2 separate regions of the Homo sapiens genome follow, and region 2 is linked to region 1. A link is a contact called in ENCODE Hi-C or POLR2A ChIA-PET data. All regions are on one chromosome and are shown on one strand. Each heading gives the region's core, a stretch centred on a gene start or an enhancer-like site at or near the end of the contact. The rest is flanking DNA. Distances are from core to core; before and after follow the strand shown. Region 1 holds the start of HAT1 (histone acetyltransferase 1). Region 2 holds the start of OLA1 (Obg like ATPase 1).

What was found. A loop is a pair of places that touch in the nucleus more often than their neighbours do. ChIA-PET counts read pairs that join two places held with the same protein, here RNA polymerase II (POLR2A). Pooled maps may share reads with other maps.
Region 2: a loop to region 1 is called in a map of B cell, with 14 times the contacts of the local background. The contact joins the promoter of OLA1 here to the promoter of HAT1 in region 1. A Hi-C loop is called at or near these places in 1 of 168 maps with a recorded cell type or tissue (B cell) and 9 of 50 pooled maps. POLR2A ChIA-PET finds 5 or more read pairs at or near these places in 1 of 52 experiments (T-cell).

Annotation. Positions count from the first base shown.
Region 1 is chr2:171,920,896-171,923,787 of GRCh38, forward strand. HAT1 (histone acetyltransferase 1) reads left to right here and starts at 1,566. Exons shown (of 11, transcript NM_003642.4): 1 at 1,566-1,612. The coding sequence starts at 1,606. It overlaps LOC105373740 (a long non-coding RNA gene), which reads right to left and starts at 1,494. Exons shown (of 3, transcript XR_923579.2): 1 at 1,144-1,494; 2 at 185-336. RefSeq lists enhancers at 1,002-1,650, 1,791-1,840.
Region 2 is chr2:174,247,271-174,250,105 of GRCh38, forward strand. It overlaps OLA1 (Obg like ATPase 1), which reads right to left and starts at 1,262. Exons shown (of 11, transcript NM_013341.5): 1 at 1,182-1,262. RefSeq lists a silencer at 1,048-1,567.

The sequences.
Region 1 (2,892 bases), core at 316-2,815:
GCGCATGCCTGTAATCCCAGCGACTCAGGAGGCTGAGGCAGAAGAATCGCTTGAACCCGGGAGGCGGAGGCTGTGGTGAGCTGAGATTGTGCCATTGCACTCCAGCCTGGGCAACAAGAGTGAAACTCCGTCTAAAAAAAAAAAAAAAAAAAAGAAAGAAAAAGGATCTGGGCATTCTCAGTACCTTTTCTGATCTTTATCTTCAGGAAAGCCATCTCTATATAGTTGAGCAAATAAATACTGGGCTGAGTATCTGATGAACTGCACTCTGCATAGGTTGCATACTGAGAATGAACTTGGGCAGTTTATCTTTTCTGGGCTTTGGTTTCCTCATCTCTAAAATGAGAGGGCGTGTTAGTTCTAGACCATCATCCCAAGGGTCCATTTTAGCTTTAGCGTGCATCACTGTAAAACCTGTTAACAAATATTTGTTGAGATAAGGAATTCTGGTGTATAGCCAACATTGTGGGAATATTTGTGGATACCTAAATAGTGGTTTATCCTCTGGGGAAAGCAGTTCCTACAGCTACTAAATACTAACAAGGCCTATGGCTAAAATCAGGTAGCACCTTGTGATGTAATTCAAACCACTAGGACATGTGGCATGCAAGACTACATCAGGCTACTTGAGGTATTTATTAGGTAACAATTTTTTTTTTTTTTTGAGACGGAGTCTCACTCTGTTGCCCAGGCTGGAGTGTAGTGGCGCAATCTCGGCTCACTGCAACTTTCGCCTCCAGGGTTCAAGCGATTCTCCTGCCTCAGCCTCCCGAGTAGCTGGGATTACAGGCGCCTGCCACCATGCCTGGCTAATTTTTGTATTTTTAGTAGAGACGGGGTTTCACTATGTTGGCTACACTGGTCTCGAACTCCTGAGCTCAGGCAATCTACCCGCCTCGGCCTCCCAAAGTGCTGGGATTATAGGCGTGAGCCACCGCGCCCGGCCTAGGTAACGATTTTTGCGCGCTAAACGGTTCTTAGTAACCTGCAGAGTGAAAGCAGAGTACCTAAATATCATACTGTATACGTTAAAAACAGGGGAGAAAGGAAAAAAGGTGTTAAAGTTTACAGCAAAATGAGAAACAAATGAGGAAAACAAGTGAAAGCTTCTCCCGCAACTGAAACTCAACCTCTACATTTTACCTAGGTAAAATGGTAAAATTGCCCACAGGGCTCAGGTGTTTGGATGCACTGTCCAGGCCAAGAGGAAAGATTTTCAGCCAGTCTCCAAAACATCTCAGGGACGGGTATGGAAAACAGGCGTAAAGTGTCTGTATTGATCAAATCAACCCCAGAGAAACTTTCCTAGGGCCAGAGAGCATCTCAACCGCGAAAGTCCGTTTGCGGCCTCCTTCTCCACTTCAGGCCTGCAAAGCGGCTGACGGCATTCGCAGTGGCTAGGCAACGGCCCGCGCAGACTTCTCGGCGTTAGCCCCGCCTCTTGAGGCGCTTCCGCCGCCGGGCTCCTGGACACGCCTCCTTTAATTGGCTAACGTCACGCTGGGAGTGGGCGGGGAAAATATGTCAGACTGTGCGGTCACTTCCGGCCCGGGAGCGCGCGGGTTGATTCGTCCTTCCTCAGCCGCGGGTGATCGTAGCTCGGAAATGGCGGGTAAGTTACCGGGAAAAGTTTACCAAGGGGAGGAGGCGGCCAGATCGGGGATAGAACGCCGAGACGGTGGTGACAATGCCCGCCTAGAACTTTCGGGCTGTAGCCTGGGTTCCAGAAGGCCTGCTTGGGACCGGAAGCGCGGAACTCTCAGCCCAGCAGCTCCTTGTTGGCGGCGGTCCGCGCCCCCGCCCCCAACTGCTTGGGGTTCTGCGCCTTCTGCCAGCAATCCGGCCCCTACCGAGGGCCGAAGACGCCAGGGAAAAGCGTCATGATTTGGGCTCGTAAAATGCCACATGCCTTGGGGCCTGTTTCTCTTCCCATTCCTTTTGTCCACTGCTGCTTGCTTCAGCTCTTGTACATCTGGTCCTGTTCCCGCCAGCTGATTTTAATGCTCAGATCCTCCTCCTCTTCCAGGTCTCCGTCTACCTTCCACTACAGTCAACTTCTGAGCTAGCGCATTGCTGCCTTGCCCTGCTCTGGCGCTCCCACTTGGATCTCGACTGACTTCGTAGTCGTCTCGTTAATCTGTCACACTTTAGTATTCCGAGGATCGTATTTAGATGCCCTTTGAGAAAGACTTTGTTCCTGAACTGCTCCCTTCTCTTTTAGGGTTGGACTACTATAATACAATTCTCTTGTGTACATTCTAGAGACCCTTCAAGTTACAACATTTAATAATGTATAATTGCTATTACTTTGTACGTGTATTAAGGCTGTTTTGGTGTGATTATTTTTTTCGATTACTTATCTTTTGAAGTTATGGACAGTTTCTTTTTCCTGAGACAGGGTCTCTCTGTCGCCCAGGCTGGAGTGCAGCGATCATAGTTCCGGGCAGCTTCCAACTCCTCGTAGGCTCAAGCGATCCTCTTGCCTCAGCCTCCCGAGTAGCTAGGACTACAGGCATGCGCCACAACATTCGGCTAAAAAAAAACAATTTTTTTTAACCTTTTAGAGACAGAGTCTGGCTGTATTGCCTCAGGCCGGTCTGGAACTCTTGGCCTCAAGCCATCCTCTCGCCTCAGCTTCCCAAAGTGTTGGAATGACAGGATTGAGCCACTTCGCTGGCCTTTGTTGCTTTTATCATCTCTTTACAGGGCATTCCTCATAGTCTCTCTACATTAACCATTCCATTTTTATGAATATGTGGGATAGACAAGCTGTTGTGTGAGCTCTACAGATGTTTAAAGAAGGACTTTTCTACCAGATGGAGATTGTAGGATCTTGAAGTACCACAGAAGAGGGAGGACGTACTCTAAGAATTACATCTAAATTCGAATTTT
Region 2 (2,835 bases), core at 12-2,511, 2.3 Mb after region 1:
GCTGAGGCTCGAGAACTGCTTGAACTCGGGAGGCGAAGGTTGCGGTGCGCCAAGATCACGCCACTGGGCTCTGCCTGAGCGACAAAGCTAGGCTCTGTCTTAAATAAATAAATAAATAAATAAAATATTTGTGGCACCAGGAATCAAAGATAAACTTAGAGTTTAGCTACCAATCTTCCATCCAGACTGCTCACAAAACACTTTATATCTTAACCTGATATATGGTTATATGAAAGAAAGCATTTGGAAGCAAGTACACAGAAGACAGTCAAAGAAAATTCCATTGTGGAACCACCAGCAGCCAAGTCACCCTTCACACCAAACCATTCCTCTATAATCTGGAATCTTATCTTTCCCATTCGCCCACAACCCCCATTTTTCACATAGATGAACACCCACCAGGTACTGGGGTCCTTCCACCAAGTCCCTCCCACCTTTGGCACTGAAGGTACGGCTCATCAGTCCTCATAAGCAACCTCCAAAATCTACATTATGGTTACTATTTCTAATGGTAAATTAATCGACGGAACCTTTTTATTTACAAGTCGAAACTTTCTCTGTCCCTTACTAGTTCTGTCTCCAAATCATGCGTGCAGAATTACTCCCACCCTTGGACTGCAAAGTGAAATCACAAAGACCGCTAAGCTCACGTCTCAGAAGCTGGGAACTAAAACTGTCCCAGTCTTCTGGCTGAGAGTTGTACCTCCTAGGACCACGCTGGGGCCCTGCCCTTGCAGTAGTATTCCAGCCTCTGATCCCTGACCCCGAGGGCCAGGAATTTCCCTTCTCAGCGTCCTGACACCTGTTCCTGGCCAACTCCCAGGCCTCCAAAGAACAGATACAGGAACAGCGCCTGTCGGGTCCTCTGGCCTACAGAGAGGTGGCCGGCAGCCCACCCAAAGTGGGCCCCACCCCCCATCCTCCTCTCCGGACTGGGCCACCGGGCGTCCTGGCGTCGGGAGAAGGCTTTCCCCAGGGCTTTCCCGCGTGAGGCGTAGGCCGATCTCCCGACGCGCGGCCTAGTCCGACAGCGCCTCATTCATCCACACATCCCCAAGCCACCCGCTGCCCTGGCCCCATCTTGGCCACTGGGCCCGGGCCCCGCGCCAGCCTCAGGGCAATGAGCCCAGGCGCCGAAGACCTGGCGGAGATCGCGCCCCCGGGCTCCCTGAGGGCCTCACCGTGCTCGGCCTGGGCGATGACACGGGGTCCCAGCGGCAGCGAGAGAAAGGTCCTGCCGGCAGCTGGAGGCGGGGAGGAAGGAGGAGAGAACGCAGGCCCGTCCCCTCCGCCGAGCGGCACGCACGACGGCGGCGACAGCGGCGGAACGGGCGGGCCGGGCGCCGAGCGGCACCTGCGCGCAGACCATGGGCCCCGCCCCTCCCCGCCTTGCCCGCGCGTCCCGCCCATTGGCCTAACCGGCCGGGGAGGCGGGAGTAGGGCGGGAGGAGCCCAGGGTGGGAGGAGCCGCGCGGCGGCAGGGAGCTGGAGAGGGGAAGGCGCTGGCTAGGCCGTTCCCGGGAGCTCTAGTCTTCCGCTTCGGCACGTGGGCTTCTCGGTTCTAGGTCTCCGCTTCCGTCTGGCTGCGCGGCCTGGGTTACCTGCTCACGTTCACTCGCGGGCCTACAGCCCCAAGCTTTCCCAGCTGGACTGCGGAGTGCCTTGGGCCCTGACTTCCCTCCGGGAGATCCGGGGCGTCTGAAGTCAGGCAAACAGCCACACCAGCCCCGAGGACCGCGTGGCCGCTAGCCCATCTCCCTTTTCTATAACTTTATTCGCTCAGTCTGTGCGGAGAGAAGCTGTTAACTAAAAGTTCTTGAAGGAAAAGGGGCTAAGGGAAACTTTGGTCTAGGGATTTCTTCCTCGCCTTATAGTTAAAGCGTCGCACACAGGTACTGGATCACAGAATGCGTTTAATTGAGCCAATTTCCCCCCTTTTCCTCTTGGTAGTTGAGAGCAGGGGCCTTTGAAATTTGGGAATTTCCAATCTGGATTTCGCCACTCATTGACTGTATGACCCTAGACAAATTAACTTCTCTGGACTTCAATTTCGTTCTGGATAAAATGAGGCTATTAAAACCACCTTATGAGGTTATTCGTGTGAGAATAAAATGAGACAATGCGTGTTGAGCTCATAACAACAGTACTCAGCACATACAGAAAAGGCTTGTGAGTAGTCGCTGTTGTTAATATTAGGATTTCATCCCATCTCACCCACATCATATCAATACCATGAGCGCCACTGGAGAAGGAATTCTTTCATTTAGGTCCTGGCCTTCAGATGTCATTCAGGTATTTGTTGTAATGAATATGATACCTGTCCAAAAATTGTGACACTAGAAGCTCCTTTTAAAGGGATTAGTTGCTATTAATATTAAAGGATGTAAATAGGTCGCCATCCCCATTTTACAAGTGAGGAAACAATATCAGAAAGGTTGATTAATTTGGATGAAGTCACACAACTAGTAAATGGCAGCAGCATATTTCAAACCACAATCTAACTGAAAATCTGGCCGTAATCCCAGCACTTTGGGAGGCCAAGATAGGGGGATCAGTTGAGCCTAGGAGTTGGAGAACAGCCTGGACAACGTGGTGAGACCCCATCTCTACCAAAAAACAAAAATTAGCTGGGTGTAGTGGCACATACCTGTAGTCCCAGCTACTCAGGAGGCTGAGGTGAGAGGATGGCTTGAGCCTGAGAGCTCAAGGTTGCAGTGAGCTATGATCACTGCCGCAGCACTCTAGCCTGGGTGTAGAGCAAGACCTTATCTCTAACAAAATAAATACAAATAAAAAGTAAAACTAAAACTATCTGAAAAATCTGTTTCCTTTCAG